Regions from separate parts of the Homo sapiens genome. Here region 1 is linked to region 2. A link is an interaction called in ENCODE POLR2A ChIA-PET data of the cell type or tissue named here. Cell type or tissue: GM12878. All regions are shown on one strand. Each heading gives the region's core, and the rest is flanking DNA. Links, peaks and the distances in the headings are about the cores only.

Region 1 (16,980 bases), core at 3,764-11,763, 66 kb before region 2:
TTGACCCTTGAACAACATGGGTTTGAACAGTGCTGGTCCACTTACATGCAGGTTTTCTTCTGCCTCTACCACCCTTGAGATGGCAAGAGCAACCCTTCCTTTTCCCCCTCCTCCTCAGCTTACCCAATGTGAAAACAATGAGGAAGAAGGACTTTATAATGATGCACTTCCACTTATTGAATAGTAAATGTTTTCTCTTCTTTATGATTTTAATAACATTTTCTTTTCTCTAGCTTACTTTATCACAAGAATGCAGCATATAATACATTTAACATACATCATATGCATTAATTGACTGTTTATGTTATTGACAAGGGTTCCAGTCAACAGCAGGCTATTAGTAGTTGAGTTTTGGGGAAGCTGAAAGTTATGTGCAGATTTTTGGCTGTGCACATTATTCCAGGGCCAACTATATTTCATGAGCTAGGCTCTGGAAGTTCACCAATTCAGTAAGGACTGATTAACATTTTCTATGGAAGCAAAAATGGATTGTGGTAAGAAACAAGAAAGTAGTATTTATCCTGGATGTATCTTACCTATGTAATTTCCCAGGCAGGAAGGGCAGTCATTGCAGGACATTCTCTCCCTTTTCCAATGTGGCCCCCTAATTGATCACAAGAGTGACTCTGGGTTCTTGCCTCCTGTATCTCTCCCCCTTCTCATCTGTTTCTTCACACAGGGTTCTAAAAGTAGTTGCATCTTTTGATAGCACATCACTGAATCAAACTGAGAGTTATTTCCTGTGCTCACTAGTTCAGCCTGCCAATTTTTCATTATTTAGGATTACTACAGATGATGAAATCAGATTTCACCTTTTCTTCTTCAGGAATTAACCAAAAATTGTCCCACAACTTTCCAAGAAAACACAGAAATTAGTCTGTCATCAAGAAAGGAAAGAAATTAAAACTGAAATGTATGTAGTAAGGAAGATGCTATTATGACTTATAAGTTCCACATTTAGACTACCATAGCCAAGATCTACCTGGAAAGTCTGCCTTTTCTCAGAGCTTGAGGAGGGTCATATTACCATATTATTTTTATAATATGGTAAAATATACATAATATAGAATTAAGTAGATTCACATTGTTATACAACCATCACCACCATTCATCTCAAGAATGTTTTCATCTTCCCCAACTGAAACTTAGTACTCATTAAACATTAACTTTCTTAATATCCCTTTCCCTAAGCCCCTGGCAATCACCATTCTGTTTTCTCTGATAAACGATAAATGAGAAAGGCAACATACCCTTTTCCGGCCAGATCTGCTGAATCTATCCTGCAGATTTGTGGTATGGTAGATGTTGCAGCCAGATGTGTAGCCTCCTATCCACATTTGTTTAATAGTATGATAGCCAAAGAAATTCTGATCTCTAAGGATGAAAGTCACTAAGATAAGAAAAAGGTCACTCAAAAATACTACAGAAATGTGGAAATAAATATCAGAATTAAGTTATAGTTCCGTAAGAATATCATTAGCATTATACTATATTGTTTCCTTTTTCTCTTTAGCCCCACAAAGATTGTGATTACCAGGCAAATCACATCCCCGTATTATCTTGGGTTAGGCCAGAGGATAAAAATGATGTCCAACTCATTATCTAACATAACTATCTTATTTTTATTTTTATAATATGGTAAAATATACATAATATAGAATTCACAGTTTTAACAATTTTTAAGTGTACAGTTCAGTGGCATTAAGTACATTCACATTGTGGTACAACCATCACCAACATTCATCTCGAGAATGTTTTCATCTTCCCCAACTGAAACTTAGTATTCATTAAATATAACTTTCTTAATATCCCTTTCCCTAAGCCCCTGGCAATCACCATTCTATTTTCTCTCTCTATGAATGTAACTATTCCAGATCTCTCAAGCAAGTAGAATTATACATTATTTGTCTTATTGTGACTGGTAGATATGGTTTGGTTCTGTGTCCCCACCCAAATCTCATGTTGAATTGTAATCTCCAATGTTGGGGGAGGGACCTGGTGGAAGGTGATTGGATCACAAGGGTGGATTTCCCCCTTGCTGTTCTCATGACAGTGAGTTCTCATGAGATCTGGTTGTTTAAAAGTGTGTACCGCATCCCTGTTTGCTCACTCTGTTTCCTGCTGCCATGTGAAAATGTGCTTGCTTCCCCTTTGCCCTTCTGAGCCATGATTGTAAGCTTCCTGAGACTTCCTAGCCATGCTTTCTGTACAGCCTGCAGAACAGTGAGTCTATTAAACCTCTTTTCTTTATAAATTACCCAGTCTCAAATAGTTCTTTACAGAAGTGTGAGAATGGACTAATACAAAAAAATGGTACCAGAAAAGTAGGGTGTTGCTATAAAGATACCTGAAAATGTGGAAGCAACTTTGGAACTGGGTAATGGGCAGAGATTGGAACAGTTTGGAGGGCTTATAAGAAGACAGAAAGATAAGGGAAAGTTTGGAACTGTCTAGAGACTTGTTGAATGGTTGTGACCAAAATGCTCATAGTGATAGGGACAGTGAAGTTCAGGTTGAGGTCTCAGATGAAGATGAGAAACTTATTGAGAACTGAAGTAAAAGTCACTCTTGGTATGCTTTAGCAAAGAGACTGGTGACATTGTGCCCCTGCTATACAGATCTGTGGAACTTTGAACTTGAGAGAGATGATTTAGGATTTCTGGCAGAAGAATATTCTAAGCAGCAAAGCATTCAAGGTGTTACCTGGCTGCTTCTGATAGTCTATGCTCATATGTGTGAACAAAGAGATTATCTGGAACTGGAACTTATGTTTAAAAGGGAAGCAGAGCATAAAGTTTCAGAAAATTTGCTGCCTGACCATATGCAAGAAAAGTAAAACCCATTTTCCAGGGAGAAATTCAAGCCAGCTGGAGAAATTTGCATAAGTAAAGAGGAGCCGAATGTTAATAGCCAAGATAATGAGGAAAATGACTCCAAGGAATTTCAGAGACCTTTGTGGCAGCCCCACCTATCACAGGCCCAGAGGCCTAGGAGGGAATAGTTGTTTCATGGGCCATGCCCAGGGCCCCGCTGATCTGTGGCCTGGACATGGCACCCTGTGTCCCAGCTGCTCCAGCTCCAGCCATGGCTAAAAGAGGCCAAGGTACAGCTTGGGCTGTTGTTTCAGAGGGTGCAAGCCTCAAGCCTCAGTAGCTTCCACGTGGTGTTGGGCATGCAGGTACATAAAAGGCAAGAGTTCAGGTTTGAAAACTTCTGCCTAGATTTCAGAGTATGTATGGAAATGCCTGGATGTCCAGGCAGAAGTCTGCTGCAGGGGCAGAACCCTCATGGAGAACCTCTACTAGAGCAGTGCAGAGGGGAAATATGGTATATGAACCCCCACACAGAGTCTCCATTGGGACACTGCCTAATGGAGCTGTGAGAAGAAGGCCACTGTCCTCCATACCCTAAAATGGTAGATCCACCAACAACCTGCACCCTGTGCCTGGAAAAGCCACAGGCATTCAATGCCAGCCCATGAAAGCAGCCACAGGGGCTGTACCCTGCAGAGTCACAAAGGCAGAGCTTCCCCAGACCTTGGGAGCCCACCCATTGCATCAGTGTGCCCTGGATGTGACACATTGAGTCAAAGGAGATTATTTTAAAGCTTTAAGATTTAGTGACTCCCCTGCTGGGTTTCAGACTTGCACTGGGCCTGTAGCTCCTTTGTTTTGGCCAATTTCTCCACTTTGGAATGGGAGCATTTACCAAATGCCTGTATCCCCATTGTATCTTGGAAGTATCTAACTTGTTTCTTATTTTACAGGCTCCTAGGCAAAAGAAATTTGTCTCAAATGAGACTTTGGACCTGAACTTTTGGGTTAGTGCTGGAATGAGTTAAGACTTTGGGATATTATTGGGAAGACATGATTGTGTTTTGAAATGTGAGAAGGACATGAGATTTGGGAAGGGCCAGAGGCAGAATAATAGAATTTGGCTCTGTGTCCCCACACAAACCTCATGTTGAATTGTAATTCCCAATGTTGGGGAAGGGACCTGGCAGGAGGTAATTGGATCATAGGGGTGAATTTTCCCCTGGCTGTTCTCATGATAGTGAGTGATTTCTCATGAGATATTGTTGTTTAAAAGAGTTTACCACTTCCCTCTTCATGCTCTCTCTCTCCTGCCACCAGATGAAGATATGCTTGCTTCCTCTTTGCCCTTCCACCATAATTGTAAGTTTCCTGAGGTCTGGCATCCATGCTTCCTGTAGGGCCTGCAGAACCATGAATCAATTAAACCTCTTTTCTCTTACCAGTGTCAGGTGGTTCTTTATAGCAGTGTGAGAACAAATATGCCAGCTTTGTTCCATCTAACAGTTATTAAAGTAAGCAATAAGTGCTTTCTGGTGATATAGACTGGCCATTCATTCAAAAAATATCTGGTCTCCTCTATGCCAAGAACTGTGGGAAATAAAAGACATTGCTTAGTCACTACAATCTGGTTATGAAGATGAGACAAAGCAATAGGATTGGTTAGGAATAAGACTGCATAGAATAACAACCCCAAATGACCGTAACCAACTGCCAGAATGTGGGATACAGACAACTGATGTCATGAACAGCAGAGGTGAGAAAAGATCAAAGTTGACTGGAGTAAGGGTGAAGCAATTTATAAAGAAAGGGCCTTAAAGAATTGATTATATTTCTGTAGAACTAAAGGGGAAAGAACTGGGGACAAGAACAAGAGCAAAACCAACATTAGTGGAAAGACAAGGACAGAAGATGAGCCTAACAGGGTGTGCAGGTTACTCAGTGTGGCCCCTTGTCCCAACCCATCTTTCTCTGACTTGCCCTGTGTTCCAGAAAGCTGGGCTCTACACACATGCCTTCTGGCTTCCTGTTCGGTTCTTGGTGTGGCTGGTCTCTGAATGTTTAACAAGCATTTGATTCAAACACTGCCAACACCTATGAAAATAATCCCTTCACTGAGTTCCTTCCTTGAGTAACATTTAGTTAATCTGTTCGAGGGTGGCATCAATTTCCTGCCAGGCTTTGACTATTATGCTGGGATATGTGTTGCATCTGTAGAGTATTTTACATTTTCATGATTGCATACAGCACAATCTTGAGCATATATTGAGGTGAATGAATGCAGTTCTCTGAAGCAAAAAACACAATGGTTAAAAACAGAGCAATTGCGTCATTTGTGCCTTTGACCTACATTGAATTTGGAACTTCATTATGTACAGGATATAAGCCTTCTCTTGTATTTGATTCTCCCAACAACAAAAAAATTTCAAAATGTGTCAAGGTTATCAATCTTTGCTATTAGAACAGAATGAAGTATTATCCTTCAACAGGTGAAAGGATAACAATGGATTTTAAAAATCTATGGCAATAAAATAATAAACTCTTGATATGTGAATTATTCTCAATGTATTATGTTAAGTGAAAGAAGCCAGACCCATAAGTCTACATACTGCATAATTCCATTTATACAACATTCTGGAAAAGGCAAAACTATAGAAACAGAGAACAAATCAGTGGCTGACAACAGATCAGGGTAAAGAAGGTGTTGACTATGAAGGAGTATCACTAAGGAATTTGGGGAGGTGATAAAATAGCTCTGTGTAATTACGGCAGTGGATTCTATTCATTTGTCAACACTCAGAACTGCACATCAAAAAGGCTAAATTTTAATGTATATTTTTTTTTAAATAAACTCAAGTTTCGTTTTAAACCAGAATGGGGTGGGGCTATTGTCTCTCACTCCAGACAGAGCTCCAGTTCCTGTCTTCACTGCTCTATGTTCTCTGCTCATATATGGCCCTGTGACCTGAAGGTATTGGGAGATCCCTAAGTCAAACACCAGGATCCCTGGAAGCCAGGAAATGAAGCTGTTGACATTATGTGGCCATAGAATTCTCTCTGGAGAAGTGGAAATTCCTCGACCCTGCTCAGCAAAATTTGTATAGGGATGTGATGTTAGAGAACTATGGAAACTTGTTCTCCATTGGCCTCACTGTCTCTAAGCCAGGTTTGATCACCTGCCTAGAGCAAAGAATAGAGCCCTGGAATGTGACAAGACATGAGACAGTAGTCAAACATTCAGCTATGTCTTCTCATTTGACCCAAGATCTTTAGCCAGAGCAATGCACAAAAGATTCATTAAAAAAAAAATACCAATACTGAGAAGGTATGGAAACTGTGGTGGTCATTATAATTTACACTTAAGGAAAGACTCATGATATAGTATGGCTCTGTGTCCCCACCCAGATCTCATCTTGAATTGTAATCTGAATTGCTATCCCCAGGTGTCAAGGGAGGGACCTTGTGGGAGGTGAGTGAATCATGGGGATGGTTTCCCCCATGCTGTTCTTGCGATAGTGAGTTCTCACAAGATCTGTTGGTTGTTTAAGTGTTTGACAGTTCCTCCTTCACATGCTTTCTCACCTGCTGCCATGTAAGACGTGCCTGCTTCTCCTTCTGCCATGATTGTAGGTTTGCTGATGCCTCCTCAGCCATGCGGAACTCTGAGTCAATTAAACCTCTTTTCTTTATAAATTTCCCAGTCTTGGGCAGTTCTTTTATAGCAGTGTGAAAATAGACTAATACAACTGGGAAAGTTTATAATGACTGTACTGATTTACATCCACACCAACAGTGTGCAAGCATTCTCCTTCTCCAAATCTTTGCCAGCATTTGTTATTTTTTGCCTTTTTAATAATAGTCATTCTAAAAGGAGTGAGTTAATATCTCATAGTGGTTTTCATTTGCCTTTCCTGGATAATTATTAATGTTTCACATTTTTAATATATCTATTTGTCATATGTGTGTCTTCCTTTGAGAAATGCCTAAGCTTTTTCCTTATTTTTAATACATATTTGTTTTTGTTACATAGTTGGTTGAGATTCTTAAATATTTTAGATATTAATTCCTTGTCAGATTCATAATTTGGAAATATTTTTCCCATTCCTAGGTTATCATTCCATTGATTGTATCTAGTGCGGTGCAGAAGTTTTTCAGTTTGAAATAATCTTATTTGTCTGTGTTTACTTCTGTTTCCTGGCATTTTCAGGTTAAATTCAAAAAGTAATTGCCCAAACCAATATCATATTTTCTTTTACCTTATGTTGTCTTCCAGTAGTTTCAGATGTTATATTTAAGTGTTTGATCCATCTTGAGTTGTTTTTTATATGTGGTATGAGACGAGATGAGGGTCTCATTTCTTCGTTCTGCATGTGGATATCCATTTTTTCCCAACACCATTTACTGAAGAGACTGTACTTTAACTATTATGTGTTTTTGTCACCTTTGTCTAAAATCAGTTAGCTGTAAATGCATGGATTTATTTCTGGGCTCTCTATTCTGCTCTATTGTACTATGTGTCTGTTTTTATGCCAATACCATGCAGTTTTGCTTATTATAGCTTTGTAGTATATTTCAAAGTGAAGTACTGTGATGCCTTCAGCTTTACTTTATTTTGCTCAATTATTTGGACTATTCAGTGTTTTTTGTGGTACCATATAAATTGGGTGATTCCTTTTGTATGTGAAGAATGTCATTGTTATTTTGACACTGATTGTATTAAACCTGTAGATCATTTTAGGTAACATAAACATTTTAACAATATTAATTCTACCAATTTATTAATAAAGAACATCTTTCTTTTTGTTTGTCTTTTACTTTTTTTTTTTCCAGACAGAGTCTTGCTCTATCACCCAGGCTGGCATTCAGTGACACAACCGTGGCTCATGCAGCCTAAACCGCCTGGGCTCAAGTAATCCTCCCAACTCAGCCTTCTGAATAGCTGGGACCACAGGTGCATGCCACCATGTCTGCGTAACTTTTAAAATTTTGTAGAGATGAGGTCTCTCTATGTTTCCCAGGCGAGTCTTGAACTTCTGGGCTCAAATGATTCTCCTGCCTTGGTCTCCCAAAATGCTGAGATTACAGGAGTGAGCCACCATGCCCAATCTTTACTTAATTTCTTACCTTAATATTCTTTGGCTTTTAATGTAGAGCTCTTTCACTTTCTTGGTTAAATGTATTTCTAAATATATATTTTATAGCTATGTAGTTGTGATTGTTTCTTGATTTCTTTTTCAGAGAATATGTTCTTACTGTATAGAAATGCTACTGACTTTTGTGTTTTAATTTTGTATCCTGAAAGTTTGCAGAATTTATTAGTTCGAAGTTTTTTGGTGGAGTGTTTAGGATTTTTATTATATAAAATTACATCATCTGCAAAGAAGGACTATTTAACTGTTTCCTTTACAATCTGGATGACTTTGATTTTGTTCTCTAAAGGCTCAGATTTGGACATCCAGTACTATGTCGAACAAAAGTGATGAAAGTGGCCTTCCCTGTCTTGTTATAGCTCTTAGAGAAAAAGCCTTACTTGTTTTTGTTTAGTATGATGTTACCTGTGCATTTGTCATGCATGGTCTGTATTGGGTTGAGGTACATTTGTTCTACACTGAATATACTGAGAGTTATTATCATAAAAGAATGGTAAGTTATGTCAAATACTTTTTCTGAATCTATTTAAATGGTATACTTGGTCCTGAGGTCAGAATTTGGGGAAATGCATCCATACCTAGAGGGGTCCCTGATAGGGCATCACATTTAACATTCTGTGGACATGACCTGTGAGTGTCTGACTCCCAAAAGAGAACTGAGGCCCAGGATTGTCATCTTTGTTCACTGAATTATGCCTAGTTTTTTAAAAAGCAACTGTACAAATTAAGTGCTTAATATATGTGTTGAATAAATGAACCCCAACCAGAAACATAAAAACAAAAATAAAATGGTATGTAGCTTTTCAGGCATGCGGGAACACTTTAGAATTCTCTACCCTCCCCTCCACCCTCCATTCACTTCTGGAGATTGACAGTTACCTGAAAGCCAAAAAGAAATGATCAGACTTCTCCATAGAGCCTTAAAAATAGGTATTTCCTTAAATCGGGTTTTGGCAGTATTGATATTTTCGGGGTGTGTCCTGTGCGTTGCAGGACTTTTAGCAGCATGCCTGGCCTTTATGCACTTGATGTCAATAACTACTGCACTATTCTCCCCTCATTGTGACAACCAAAAATGGTTTACTGTTGTCATGTATTTCCTAGGCAGTCTAAGGCAAAGCTGTCTTAGACTGAGAATCACTGCTTTAGACTAATTTTAAGAACTACTTTGGCCAGGCCCAGAGGCTTATGCCTATAATCCCAACACTTGGGAGGCCAAGGCAGGAGGATGGCTTGAGCTTGGGCAACATAGTGAGACCTCATTTCTATTTAAAAAAAAAGAAATTAGCTGGGCATGGTAGCATGTGCTGGTAGTCCCAGCTACTTGGGAGGCTGAGATGGGAGGATCACTTGAGCCTGGGAAGCCAAGGCTGCAGTGAGCCAAGATCTTGCCACTACACTCTAGCCTGATTGACAGAGCAAGATCCTGTCTCAAAAGAAAAAAAAAAAGAATTACTTTATAGAATTGAATATGCCAAACTATATATGGTGTACTTTATAGGGGTTTAGAAAGTTTTCTAGGGTAATTTTGACTGGGTGGATAGAGAGAGATATTTTTCACCTTGATATATCGACTTTGGAACCTCAGGACTGCCCAGATAATGATGACTTTATTATAGAAATAATATATGTCAAGACTTTGTCTCTTGTCCTATAGCCTCACTGAGTTGGTTTATCTCTTTTATTAGAGTCATAAGATTAGAACCAAAATAGTTCTAATATGGTATAGACAAAAAATGTATTTAAAAAGGTTTAAAACATATTAGAGATAGGAAAGACCTATGGCTTTGTAATTGCTATAATAACTAAGTATTATTGCTGAATTTTAATGGAGATCATTGCCTTTGCTTTCCAGGAGGTAAAGTGTTTGCAAGATTACTCAGTCTATGCCCTTGTTGTATATTCTTGAACTATTTATTTGCTCCATATTAAGGAAAAAGAAAGCAATTATGTCTTAATTATCTTATCTAATTTGTGAAGAAGCACAACAGAGAAATTATCTTGCTTATTTTATGCGATGATTACAAGAAAGTATTCCTACATAGAAAGAATAAAGTTGAAAAACAAAGCGTTAGTGGAATGGCATTAAATGCTAATTGCTCTTAAAATATGATAATTCTAGAATAGCTAAATATTAATTTAATTATCAAGGGAACTTTTCTCAGGGCCACAGTAATAACCAAATTAGTGTTTACTACCAAAATACTTATCACAAAGTATGAAATAAAGAATCTGGCCTTGCCCAAATAAAGAACTAGCCTTTCCCCTCAGTGTCTGGGGGATATTCTAGGTCATATCTGATAAAAGGTGTCTTCTTTTTAGGGTGTGACCTGGTCAGACTGGATTTTAGGGTAGGGCCACATGTGTCAGGGTAGGATCTGACCACTCCAGAAAGATCAACCATGTGAGTTAGGGTGGGGATTTTGTGTTATGCATTCAGTTGACCTGGAGACTGAGTAAAATCGTGTGGGCAGTCAATCAATCATGTCTTAAGCACAGTCCTGGTTAAAAACTCTGAACACCAAAGCTTAGGTGAGTTTTCCTGGTTGGCAATACCCCGTATATATCACACATCAATGCTAGGAGGGTAATGTCTCCTCACTCAATGGGAGGAGGACAATGTGGGCTTTAAGTTTGGAACCCTTGCAGACTGTGTATCTCTCTGGCTAATGTTAACATGTATTCTTTCCCTACAACAAATCATAACCATGAACATAATAATTTTTAGCAAGTCCTGTGAGTCCTTCTAGCAAATTATCAAACTTGAGGGTGGTTGTGCAAGTTTAGGAGATTGCAGTGGTGTCAGAAGTGAGGGTGGTCTTGTGGAAGACTGTGTCCTCCAACTTTGATACTTAACTCATTTGGGAATGAGTTTATGAACTCATGCCCAAATCCATTCTTTTAAGAAGTCATATTCATGTCTTAGAGGAACTTATAACTTAGGTAATATGAGAAGCATTTGAGGAACAGGCAATATGTACTCATATACAAGGTGTCAGGCAGAGTCACGCTACTGAGAAGGGACAGATTGGAGGGAGGAATGCATTTGACAAGGCTTTAGGAAAGAAATGTGATGCTTTTTTTTTTTTTGGCTTAAGTAAAAGATGGGATCTGGAAAAAAAAAAGAAAAGAAAATATAGGGTCCGGACTGATTGTGAGAAAAAAAGAAGCTAATTCTACAGAGAAACCAGTAAAAATGAAAGCACAAAGGTAGGGGAAAGCACAAAAGAATAGCAGGCAGTTTGAGACAGAAGATTGAAGCAGGTGTTGTGGTTGACCCCCTAGCAGCCCCAACACTCCCATATGATGATTAATCTAAGCCATCTGGGGTAATTCCAACCCCCTTTCTCAGCAACTAGTTTAGGAATGGGCGTGTTAACCAATTCTAGCCAATGAGGTACAAGGGAAAGTGTTTGGGGCCTTCTAAAAAGCAGGCATATGGCTGGGTGTGGTGGCTAATACCTGTAATCCCAGCACTTTGGGAAGCTGAGACAGAATTGCTTGAGATCAGGAGTTCAAGACCAACCTGGTCGACATAGCGAGATCCTATCTCTATCATATATTTAAAAGAGTAAATAAATAAATAAATAATAAAAAGCAGGCACAGGAAGACATCTATCTTCTCCTTCTTGCCATTGTCATGTCTGGACACCTGGAAGCATCTTGCTACTGAGCTGAGGCTGAAGTCAATTCACGAAGGAGAGGCCATGATTAGAAGACTACACAGAAGCAAAGCTAGAGCCCTGTGGTTTGCATTAAGAATCTAAAGTAGCCTAGAATTGTCTTTTAGATACATTTAATGTACATTTCCTTATTGTTTAAGCCATCTGAGACTGATAATCTGTTACTTGTAGCTAACAGTATGTGGCAGGCAGAAGGCCCTTTTCCAAAAAATTACCCATGCTCTAATGTCTAGAAATTGTAATCATGTTAGGTTACATGGCTAAAGTGATTCTGCAGATACAATTAAGTTTGCAGATCTCAAAATGGAAAGATTATCTTGGATTATCTGGGTGAGCTTAATCTAATTAAATGAGTTTTTGAAGGAAGAGAACTTTCTCTGGCTGGAGTGAAAGACATGAGGCAGAAGGGGAAGTTGGAGCAATAAGACAAATTGACCTGATTTCTGGCTTTAAAGATTAAGGCAGCTGGCTGGGCATGGTGGCTCATGCCTGTAATCCCAGCACTTTGGGAGGCCGAGGTGGGCGGGTCACCTGAGGTCAGTAGTTCAAGACCAGCCTGGCCAACATAGTGAAACCCCATCTCTACTAAAAATATAAAAATTAGCCAGGCATGGTTGTACGCATGCCTGTAATCCCAGCTACCCAGGAGGCTGAGGCAGGAGAATCACTGGAACCCGGGAGGCAGAGGCTGCAGTGAGCCAAGATCAAGCCACTGCACTCCAGCCTCCAACCTGGATGACAGAGCGAGGCTTTCAAAAAAAAACAAAAACAAAAACAAAAACAAACAAACAAAAACGATGAAAGGAGCCATTAGCCAAGGAATGTGGGCAGCCTCTAGACATTGAGGACAAACCCCGACTAACAGTCAGCAAAAAATCAGGGACCTCAGTCCCACCCTATCACAAAGAAATTTCCCTGAGTAATTTGAATTATCTCCATTCTTTAATTCACACCCATATTTCCTCTTGCCTTTCTACTGATCTTTAATAAAATGGCAATAGAGCCTATGGAATGTCATTTTAAAAAAAGAAGAGGAAGAACAACAACAACAAAGATTGTGACCATTCCTTGAATGAATACAAAGTTCCAGTAAAGTTGAGTGTGTTTCTGACTCACTGAGTAATAATGCATTCACCCTTCCCCCAGCCCTCCACCCCCAGTGTTAAATGTTTTCAGAGTTAGGTGACTAATTCATCCTCTTCTCACAGCAGCTTCTGTAAAACCAAAATCTTGTTTGTTCCAAAAAGCCACATGAGTTTCTTAAAATGAAAGTCATAGTTGGAAGGTTATAGTTTTCTCATTTGTAAAATTATACTAAGTGACTCGGCTCTTGTAGGAGACAGAAGAGAGGAAGAGAAAGGTTTAAAAGAAGGCATTCATTCCCAGTAGCACATTCTACCATGTTGCTATTTGTATCAGTCCCCTCAAGTTTCCAAATGTTTCTGTTTTCTCACAACTAGCTACTGTTGGGTGTAAGGCCTTCGTATGAATCATGCTGTGTTCAACAAGCATATTCTTGCTTGCTATCAACCTCTCCCAACACACACACAATTAACTCCCTGCTTTGGTTCTCTCTCAGTCCAGGGAATATTTATCCAGTCAGCGAAAATCAAGGTAACTCCCCAAGAAGCATATTCCAATACCTAACAATTTACCAGCGTTTTTTGTTTGTTTGTTTTTGGGGGAAGCGGTTGCTCCCATTTATGAAATACATTACCATACGGAGGCCACTCTATTAGGTATTTTGTTAGCATTAATTCATTAAATCAAAATGGAAAGTCATTTGGAGGCTACCAACAAATGCAACAACAACAACAATAACAAATCAAGCTGTAGATGATCTGAATTTGTATGTGACAGCCATTCTGCCTCAAGAGTGGAGTGAAATCACTAGACCAGCCCTCAGTGGTTCATTCTTGGATATACATTCCCCACTGAGAATTCTACAGAAGCTACTGATACTACCCCAGGAGAAAGGCACATCGTCATAAAATTGTGTATGTAATGGCAAGAGTCTGGCAGGCTCCTTGACTCCAGGGGAATATGGACCCCCGATGAGGAGTCCTGCACTGGAGCAGTGGTCTCAAAACTCCTTTGCTAATAAATCCTTTCTGAGACAAAAACGTATTCCCAAATTTATGGATATTTACTTACAAATAATATACATGTACTGTTCTACTAATATGTATATTAAAAAACACTCAAAAATTAGAATCACAATAACATTAGATAAAAACAAATATTAAAAGGTCCCACTCCCAGTGAATGGTTTTACACATGCCCTACATCAGGGGCCCCAAGCCCTGGGCGGCAGCAGGCTCGTACTGATCTTCAGCCTGTTAGGAACAGGGCCACACAGCAGGAGGTGAGCAGGTGAGCAGGCATTCCCGCCTGAGCTCCGCCTCCTCTCAGATCAGCTGTGTCATTAGATTCTCATTGGCGCACAAACTTTACTGTGACTCGCACATGCGAGGGATCTAGATTGCACACTCCTTATGGGAATCTAATGCCTGATGATCTGAGGTGGAATAGTTTCATCTCAGAACCATCACCCCACCCCACCCTGCTCTTTGGAAAAATTGTCTTCCATGAAACCAGTCCCTGGTGCCAAAAAGGTTGGGGACTCTTGCCCCAGGGCCTATGGTCCAGTTGCATCTTGCTGCCAGACTTCTCAGAGGATCAAGTTCATGAGGCAAAAAGCTGAAAGTACTACAAAGAAAACGCTAACCGTCGGATAAAAATAATTCCTAACATTCTGTGATTAAGAAGCTTTACCTATTCTCACCTCTTTTATAAGATAAATAATCCTAGTAAAGATTTCTCAGCAGGGAGGTTTACTGGAAAAGCTTTGACTAGTCACCCACAAAAGGACCAGATCTCCTAGGAAGAATCGCTCTGCTTTCAGGCCACAGTCATACTGTACTTGTTAAACCAAACTGTGTTGCTTTTTGTCAGCTTAAGACCCGAGTGGAGAATAGCATTGGAAGGTTGTGTGGCGTTCTCGAGACAGAAAACCTTTACATTCAAATTTCCCTCTCTGAATCTTATTGGCTAGGATAAGTCATTTAACTTATCTGGGTCTTAGATTCCTTAACTCATAAATGAGGAGAAGAAGAATATGTACATATTACATGGCTTACATGTAGATTAAAATTCAAAGATAACATTAATGGAGGTGAAAGTGTTCCATAAATTATTAAATGCTATATAAATGTGAGGAAATAAAACACTTTTTGTTTTCCCATCATTAAAAGTCAAATAATTGATAAAAGTAACTATTTTCACATAAAATTTGCATGTGCCCTTATAGAGAAAACCAGCATGCAAATTAAAATTTTAAAGCCTACTCCAGATCCTTCGAGTCATGCATTTTGACAGCCTGCTGCTCCAAGTCCAAATCCCACAGCTACTGCTAGCTAATTGGGTTGTAACTGACTGGTGTTCCCTGCCCTACCTGTGAACTTTGGGACCCCACCCCCCAGTCTGATGTCCCCTGTGCCCGAGAAACATGATCCAGAGATGTCCTTCATGGATTAAGTCATTGAAGATGACTTACACAAACAGTTTTAAAGCTTCAAAATTTATTGCTGTACATTTTCTCATAGCATTTACTATGGAAATACTAATAGTGCAAATATTTATTTTGGACTTCATAGCATTTGAGAAATCACAAAGCTTGTTTATATCTTTGCAATTATTTATGAAGATCTATATTATTTTAAAAATCCAAACGAGTAATCTTATATTCAAAGAGATTGTATAACACTCTCTAGATCTCCTCTTTAGACCAAAAAAAAAAAAAAAAACACCCTGGAAGCCACCAAGGGCATTTCTTTCCTTTATAATACATACAGCTTCTAACACTTTTCCAACTGCATGACTCTTGTTCATTCACAGATTCATTCAACAAATATTTAATGACAAGCTATTACGTGCCAGGCACTGGGCTAGGCTCGGGGAACATGAGGATGAAAAAGCACAATCTCTGCTTTTACGGTGCTTACAGTCTAATAGTAGAAACAGACATGCAAAAAAAAATTACAATACAATACAATAAAGTGCTTCCATGGAGGTATTTACAAAGTGCGGTGGGAACAGGGAAGGCGGGAAAGAACATCTGCCTGAAGAAATCAGGGACAGCTTCACAGAGGAGGTAGCCATTGAGCTGAGACTTCATCAATGATTAGGAATTCACCATGTAGACGGGCAGGCAAAGGGTGTTTCAGGCAAAGGGAACAACAGGTACAAAGACACAGAGGCCCAAGGGGCACTTCAAAGAAGCAAGTAAAGAGGTTTTTCTTGAGCTGAAGGTGCAGTGAGGAATAGTGGCAGCATGAGGCCAGACAGACAAGCAGGGATCAGATCAAGAAGAGCCTTTTGACCATTCTTCCATTTATTCAGCAAACAGTTACTGAGTGCTTACTAGGTGCCAGTCACTCAGCTAAGTGCTGGGGCTGTAACGGGAAATCAGACAAACACATCCTTGCTCTCATGGAGCTTACATTCTAGTAGAGAAATAGACAAAAAGCCAACAAATAAATAAAATACAGACTTAGAAAATGTCTACAAAAGAAATAGGGTGCTGAGGCAGAAAATAGTGTCACAGGGATAGGCGGTAGTTAGGGTTATTAGCAAATGCCTCTTGGAAAGGATGTAAAACTCACACCTGCAGGGATAGCGACAATAGTGTGCTCCAATGTGAGCACCCACTATGTGCCAGGCACTGTGCTACACACTTTAGAAACAGTCTATCTCACTGAATCCTCACAACAACTCTATGAGGTAGGTATTATTATTCCTATTTCACTGAGGAGGGACAGGCTCAAAGAGATTAAATAACCTGACAAGTCACACAAATGGCAAAAATCAGGATTCAGACACAGGTTCTCCTAATTTCAAAGTGTGTGCTCTTAAAAATCACTCTAAACTGCATACAAAGATAAGTGAGGGAAATAATACAGTCACATTTGCCTGTTTTGATGATCTTTCTGATGACTATGTGGAGGGATGGAGAGAGGGAAGGGGAAGAAAGTGGACAGGTGAGCAAAAAAGGAAGCCACTGAAAGTCCAGAGGACAGGAAAGGCAGTTCATATGAAGGCAGTGATCGTGGGGATGGAGGAGAGGTGGGGTGCAGTCAGTAGTTCTAATAGGATTGATGAGAAGTCAGAAGCAAGGGAAAGGGCAGCATTGTGCTCACTCCTGGGCTTCTGCCTTGCGTAACTGGAGAAGATGGCTTGCTTTTACCAGAGTGAGGGAATGGAAGAGGGTGGTAGGTTTGTGGGGACCAGGTGATGAAGTTTTGAACATGTTGTCTTGTGGGTATATTGGGAACA
Region 2 (8,000 bases), core at 1-8,000:
CATATACAACTACGCCAGCAATAATCAGAAAAAACTTGAGAACAAATTCTTCTCAAGTCAGCAACCCTTGTTTAAAACACACACATACACACACACACACACACACACACACAAATATGTGGAATCTATGTGATATCTGAGCTACCAATTTGGGCTCATAACACTCACAATAAAAAAATTCTTACATCTTGACAATATTTAAATGCTCTCTAATACTACTGAAATGAGAAAACTAGAGCAAATATTTGTGAACATGCTTGTACAATGCTGACCTGAGTTTTGTTAGCCAAACTCCTCCCTTAGGGAAGCATATGAAGAATAATTTACTTCTTGTAAGTAATACTGCCAAAGCTGGAAAGTTACAAAAGTGCCAGAATTATACGGAGGACTAGTCTTTCCTAAAAAATTTTTTTCCTGTGTGGCATTAATCTGTAAGAAAGTTTTTATAGGAATAATGCCCCAAAGTGTTACCTAATAAATTTTCTGAACTAAATAAATGTGCTAGAACAAAGTCAGTGTGATATGTCACAAGAAAATTGTGAGAATTGTAGAATACTTCTCAAAGAAGCCAATGTGTCACATTTAGAACTTAACCTTGCACCAAGTGACCACAATAAAAGAAAAATAACTCATAGGAAGATAAAAGGAAAAAGGCTGAAAAACCAAGCAATAAATATTCTCTTGGAACAAGAAAACTTCTATCTGGGTCAAATACACAGCAATACACCCCGGACTTGTCACAAACTCTTTGGTATTCTGTCCCACCACACTTCAAGATAACTGAAGATGCTATCAACATTCTTTTTCCACAACCACATGACTTAAGTATTCGTGAAACACAATTCAAGGTATAGAGTTCAGCAGGCAGATGAAAATAACAACCAGTAACAACAAGAACAATACAAGAAAAAACCAGAGGAAAGAGTACAGGATTCTACACAAGCAAAGCTCAACTCCAACTCTAACCTAGACTTCCAGAATACTCGGTATCACAAAATAAAATAGCAAGTCACTCGCAATATTGTCCGAAACTTGAACCATCTCTGCCCACCAGAGTTCCACCCCAAAACCTGATCTTCTATATTCCGCACCTGTGTCAGTGGCGCTGCTGTCCACTTAGTGCTTTATTCTCCAAGCTAGAAGGCCACATCACAATCTTTCAGCGCCCCCATGTCTCAGCCACACATCCAGTACCAAGTTCTAAATGTTCAAGCTCCTCAATGTTGACAAAAAAGCTTCACCTCCTTAATAAGTCATCGAAAGCTTTATATCTGTTATATAATTTTTCCCAGACTCTTTTCCCACCAGCTTTGGTAGCCTACATTCCAAACTCTAAATCACCAAAATATGCCATATACCTTTGAATCTTCCAGTCATGTCTTTCCAGATGGAAGGAGGAGCACAGCAACATCCTGCCTATCAAAAAGCTATTAAATCCTCCAAGCCCAGCTAAAATATCCTCCACCTCAACTAGGAAGTCTTCTGGGATTCTTCAATTCAAGTCAGAAATAATCTACTACCACTCGAAATTCTATTTTCATTACAATATTTCCTATATATTTCCTTGCTGAGTCAAACAACAATGCCACTCTTAAACTTCAAACACCATTATAGGCTAGCACTGAACAAGGTAACTTTCTGAGAGCAAAAAACGTTATCAGTTCAATACTAAAGGATGTAGTTTTCATTTGCAGACACAATGGGATAAATATTATTGTTTATTTAAAAGTTATATGGCAAAGAATTTTTAAAACTAAGCTAGAAAATATTTTCATGATTAATGTGTTTTACCACATAAGAAATAAAGTATTACTAATGACCTAAATTAATATGAAAAATTAGTAACATTACTCTGCCATTATGTCACTTATAAAATGCTGCAATAGCCAGGCGCAGTGGTTCATGCCTGTAATCCCAGCACTTTGGGAGGCCGAGGCGGGCAGATCACGAGGTCAGAAGATCGAGACCATCCTGGCTAACACGGTGAAACCCCGTCTCTACTAAAAATACAAAAAAATTAGCCGGGCGTGGTGGCGGGCGCCTGTAGTCCCAGCTACTCAGGAGGCTGAGGCAGGAGAATAACATGAACCCAGGAGGCGGAGCTTGCAGTGAGCTGAGATCGCACCACTGCACTCCAGCCTGGGCGACAGATCGAGAGTCTGTCTCAAAAAACAACAACAAAAAACAACAACAACAACAAAAAGCTGCAATAGCCATATGGTCCTTATTATCAGATATCAGATACTCAAGTTATTGGTAAACGACATTCTGATAAACTAGTTAACATACCACAAAAAAATGAAAACACAAAATCCACAAAATAAAAATGACAATTCTGTGGCCAGGCACGGTGGCTCATGCCTGTAATCCCAGCACTTTGGGAGGCCAAGGCAGGCAGATCACCTGAGTTCGGGAGTTTGCGACCAGCCTGACCAACATGGAGAAAACCCATCTCTACTAAAAATACAAAATTAGCCAGGCGTTGTGACGCATGCCTCTAACCCCAGCTACTCGGGAGGCTGAGGCAGGAGAATCGCTTGAACCCAGGAGACAGACGTTGCGGCAAGCCGAGATGGCGCCACTACACTCCAGCCTGGGCAACGAGCAAAACTCTGTCTCAATAAAATAAAATAAAATGACAATTCTCAATCAGCTGTCTCTCACATAGATCTCTTTTGTGCAATAAAAAACAGCTCTAGAGTAGACACCTTATTTCAACAAATTCATTTTCCAGAAGATGAAATACTCAGGCAGTAACTCTTACCAAAAAGATAAGCATACTGTTCTTAGCTTATGGCTTAGAGACAAATAGGAAGCTATTTATGAGGGAATCAATTGACAAACTTCACAAATTAAACCTGCAATAAGTAGTTCCTTATCTTAAAGTTGAAATGTCAGTTATCCACTGCAGCTGAAAACATAATAGAGCCTCACCACAATGTTCCTCTACAGAACAAAACTCATTAGAGACCAGTTCATTTTAGATCTCTCCCCCAAATCAAGATAATTTGAACTCAATTAAAAGGCTATACTCACGAAATGTGATCACTTATGTTTATCATCTAGATTAGCAGTTCATCAGCAGTTTAACACGGCTTCATATTATTTCTATTGTTTATTAATTTTAAAAATGAAATGGGGGGCCAGGCACGGTGGCTCACACCTGTAATCCCAGCACTTTGGGAGGCCAAGGAGGGCGGATTGCCCGAGCTCAGGAGTTTGAGACCAGCCTGGGCAACACGGTGAAACCCCATCTCTAATAAAATACAAAAAAATTAGCCCAGCGTGGCGGCGTGCGCCCGTAATCCCTGCTACTTGGGGAGGCTGAGGCAGTAGAATTGCTTGAACCTGGGAGGCGGAGGTTGCAGTGAGCTGAGATTGTGCCACTGCACTCCAGCCTGGGCAACAGAGTGAGACTCCATCTCCAAAAAAAAAAAAAAAAAAAAAAAGGAAGGTATTTATTATAAACAAAAAGGCTAGACATCCTTTACTAATAAACTAAGTTGGCAATGAAGGAAAAAAGGTAGAAGTTTTAACTATTAGCATATCCAAAAGAAAGCTGGAATATTCACTAGTAACCAGTAAATTCTTATTCATAATGAATAACCATTTCCTGTTTTACAGATGGAATTCTATGAAACATCTGTATTGGATAGCTACAAGTATCTATCATATATACTGCTGCCTTCAGAAAACAGTAGTACAAGCCATTTTCTTCTCCGTAACTGCTACAGTCTGTCTGTGGTGCTTTAAGGAAAGTCAACCTGGCTGCCCCAGGGGATTTTAGGCCAGAGACTTTACTCTTCAGGAGGTGAAAGCAAACATGGAGGAGGGCAAGGCCCAAGGGAATGATTAAGTAGGAATTCTGCCCATGAGATGAGATACAGACCATCTGTACAGTAGCAAACTGACCCTGGGAGAGGCAAACTGAGGAAATAAATGCTAGATGAACAAAAAGACTGTCACCTAAGTTCTAGTCTTACCCAAAGTGATTAAGTTTAATCACCTGTCTACCCTCAATAATGGCTGCTGTAGGTCCTGGTCTCAGAAACACCAAGACTTAAAGTGACTAAGCTTTTATTTTAAAAGCATCAATTTGTAACTTAGGGAAGTTCAAAAACTCTAGAAGACTGAGTGAAGGATATTAGTCATTTTCAGTTCTCTCTGCCCATTATGATTACTTCTAATCCCAGTAATGAAATACTATTTCACTTTCAACCACAAAAAAAAATTCCCTACCAACTGCCCCCTAGATATGCCATTCCTGAACCAACTGTGATCACACCTTTAACTTCTTCTACCCACTATTTAAATAAACTCTGAAAAAAGCCCTGAAGAAACATACTAATTAAATGAAAATCAAAACATGAATTGTATTTTTCCAGTTCACATAGGAACATTTCATCACTTAAAAATAAAAATAAAATAACAAAAAAAAAGTAATTGAAACCAGAAATACTCAGATTACGCTCACTTTAATTTAGTGGTACTCATATTTTGTCGCACTGTGAACTTACCTGTAATTACCATTACCTGAGCTAGACAACTATAATATGCCCTGCCAGTCTATGACATAAAATTACATCTCCAGAAGACCTGCTGCCTGCATGTGAAACTGTACTCTGAAATCACCGCTCTAATATAGCAGAAGATACCTTTTCTTGTTTCTTTGATAACATGGATAATCATAATGTTCAGTCAAACCATTATGAGGCCAGGGCTCTAAATAAACACAAGTCTATTTTCAAATCAATTTCTAACATGATGGGGGTAGCAGTCACCAGACTGGAGTAAGATGAAATGGCCTGTGAGTGACAAGGGGTGTCACAGATGGCAGATGGCTAGCTAGATAGCTAAACAGCATGTTCAGAGGCACATCACTTCCCATCAGTATCAGGAAATACTTTATGGGGAATAATAAAAATCTCCACACTAAAAATTCTGTAAGCTATAGCACTGGAAATGTTTGAGACTAAAAGAAACATCAACTTTCTATTTTTTTTTTTTTTTTTTTTTTTGAGACAGAGTCTCGCTCTGTCGCCCAGGCTGGAGTGCAGTGGCGGGATCTCGGCTCACTGCAAGCTCCGCCTCCCGGGTTCACGCCATTCTCCTGCCTCAGCCTCCCAAGTAGCTGGGACTACAGGCGCCCGCCACTACGCCCGGCTAATTTTTTGTATTTTTAGTAGAGACGGGGTTTCACCGTTTTAGCCGGGATGGTCTCGATCTCCTGACCTCGTGATCCGCCCGCCTCGGCCTCCCAAAGTGCTGGGATTACAGACGTGAGCCACCGCGCCCGGCCAACTTTCTATTTTTTAAAATCTCTTTAAATGTTAACACTTACTTCTCACTTACAACAGTAAGTATTCAACGAAACATTTCCCTAACTTTAAATAACAATTTTCTTCAGAAATCAAACTTCATCTGAGACTAAAAACATGAAATTAGAATTATTGTTTTGTACTTAGATACAAAACAATCAGAAACCCGCCAAATTAAAAGAATGTATATTATTGCTATACACACACACACACACACACACACACGCACACACGCAAGCACGCACGAGAAAAATCTACCTAAGTCAGCTCCCTGTACCTCCTTAACTCCTTTCCCCTTAATCTTTAAATGTAGGCCTTTCCTACAATGCACCATCCTCAGCACTCCTCTACAGCTTGTCCCTGATAGATTTTATCTGCTCTTATTTTATTCATATCTCCCATGTCTGATCACTTCCTAAGTGATCACCTTTAAACACAGCCTTCCTTTCCATTGCCACTGCCCAAATCAAGTCTGCATCACCTCAGGTCTAAATCACTATGATAAGCTAACTTTGCTCGTCTCTTTGCATTCTACACTATCCACATAGCCCTTCCTAAAACACCACTTTGACAACAGCTCTGGCTTAACAGCTTTCAGTGGACTTTTACCCCATAAGCAAAAAAGCCAAACATCTTAGGCTTGCATTTTAGATCCTTTTTCCTATGGCCTCCTTTTTTTTTTTTGAGACAGAGTCTCGCACTGTAGCCCAGGCTGGAGTGCAATGGCACAATCTCAGCTCACTGCAACCTCCGTCTCCTGCCTTCAAGCGATTCTCCTGCCTCAGCCTCCCAAGTAGCTGGGATTACAGGCGCCTGCCACCAAACCCAGCTAATTTTTTTCTATTTTTAGTAGAGACGGGGTTTCACTATGTTGGTCCTATGGCCTCCTCTTAACCTTTCAACCCTACTTTCCACTCTTACCTAGTGACCTTTGCTCCAGCCATATTGGTTTAATCACTCTATTCTGAATAGTCTAAATGGCTTCTACAGTTCTTTGCAAGCACCATGTCTTCTACTTGGTCCATAATGCATGATGCTACCCCTAGTCTCCAAGAGCCCAGAAATACCAATCCACCTTATATACTACCTCTTCCACAAAGCCTTCACAGAACCCAGTAATAGGAATTTTCTTTCCTCTGAACCCATATAGTAATTATTGCCTATGTTAGGCAAATAATCATGAACTGCCTGTTGGCCTCATTCTAGCTTTGAAACACTGAGTTCTGCACTGGTAGAAATTTTCACAAGTTACATCTTCTCAAATAGCATATTGAATACTTATTTATGAATGAACTTACTTGACGTCAGATTTCCTTCAAATAATGAAGGTTGGGTCAGGAGTAGTAAATTGGGATGGGGATGAAATAAGATTGACTATGTGTTGACAAATTGTTTAAGCTGGGTAGTTCCCACTACTTTTGTATGTATGAATGAAAATTTCTCTATTTTGTTTAAACATTAAGTATGCTAGCTGAAGATTTCCCCCCAAAATAGGAAAGCTTTAAAAAAAAAATATCAAGACTCTGGGCAAGTCAATTTGAGCATTAAAGAATTTGCTGGTTGGGCAAAGTGGCTCACACCTGTAATTCCAGTACTTTGGGAAGCCGAGGCGGACAGATCACTTAAGCCATGAGTTCAAGACAAGCCTGGGCAAAAAAGGCGAAACTCAGTCTCTACAAAAAAAACACAAAAATTAGCCGAGCATGGTGGCACGTGCCTGTAGTCCCAGCTACTCAGGAGGCTGAGGTGAGAGGATTGCTTGAGCCTGGGAGGTTGAAGCTGCAGTGAGCCATGACCACATCACTGCACTCCAGCCTGGGCAACAGAGCAAGACCCTGTCTCAAAAAAAAAAAAATTCCTTGGCAGTGGGGATGGGTGGGGAAGGATTATGGGGGCGGGGGGGGGGATTATTTTTAAAGTATAAGGAAAAAATTTATTAGAGTAAATTACTATAGCTAATAGTATTATCTCTATTTCACGGATCCCTAAGCCCTAGCCCTGGCCACTGACCGTGGCCCGTTAAGAACCGGGAGGTACAGCAGGAGACGAGCATTACAGCCTGAGCTCTGCCTCGTGTCAGATCAGTGGCAGCTTTAGATTCTCATAGGAGCATGAACCCTACTGTGAACTGTACATGCGAGGGATCTAGGTTGCATGCTCCTTATGAGAATCTAACTAATGCCTGATGATCAGAGGTGGATCAGTTTCATCTCAAAACCATTCGGGATCCATGGAAAAACCGTCTTCCATGAAACCGGTCCCTGGTGCCGAAAAAGTTGGGGACCACTGCTCTGTATCATTTGTTTAAAAAATTAAAAACCAGGGTATGCCACTAAAATGCGAAAAAATGAATTTATGTAGAATTCTACCTAGTCTCATCCTTAAGGCATTTGCTTTCTGAGAAAGGAAAAAAGAAAAATACTGGTTATTTTGGTTGAATTGGGGACTAGACACTGCTACGACACTGTCAGAAATTAAGTATGTTTGGGAATTATTTCAAAATATAACTAGGGGGAACGGGGTGAATACAGATAAAGCAAGACTGGCCAGGAGCTGGTAACTGTTGAAACTGGATGACTATATAGGGATTCATTATACTTTTCCATCTATTTTTGCCTATGTCTGAACTTTTCCATAATTACAAGTGTGTGTATGTAGGTATATGTGTGTGTGTATACACAT

The links. ChIA-PET counts read pairs that join two places held together with the same protein. Peaks named below come from ENCODE experiments on the same cell type or tissue, not always from the same donor. Only the 100,000 strongest peaks of a DNase experiment are listed, where the experiment ranks them.
Region 1: POLR2A ChIA-PET joins it to region 2 with 10 read pairs; 3 of 35 experiments call an interaction of 5 or more read pairs at or near these places.

Annotation. Positions count from the first base shown.
Region 1 is chr18:54,136,396-54,153,375 of GRCh38, forward strand. It overlaps MBD2 (methyl-CpG binding domain protein 2), which reads right to left. Exons shown (of 7, transcript NM_003927.5): 7 at 15,211-16,980. Among named protein-coding and RNA genes, the nearest start is that of SNORA37, 78 kb to the right of the region's middle. In GM12878, for the core only: no CTCF peak of the experiment used is centred there; a DNase peak (open chromatin) is centred at 11,296; H3K27ac peaks cover 1,635 bases.
Region 2 is chr18:54,205,872-54,213,871 of GRCh38, forward strand. The region is part of intron 1 of MBD2 (methyl-CpG binding domain protein 2); the gene reads right to left. Among named protein-coding and RNA genes, the nearest start is that of SNORA37, 13 kb to the right of the region's middle. RefSeq lists a silencer at 2,775-2,975 and enhancers at 3,846-3,895, 3,986-4,325. In GM12878, for the core only: no CTCF peak of the experiment used is centred there; a DNase peak (open chromatin) is centred at 4,030; H3K4me3 peaks cover 2,744 bases; H3K27ac peaks cover 5,308 bases.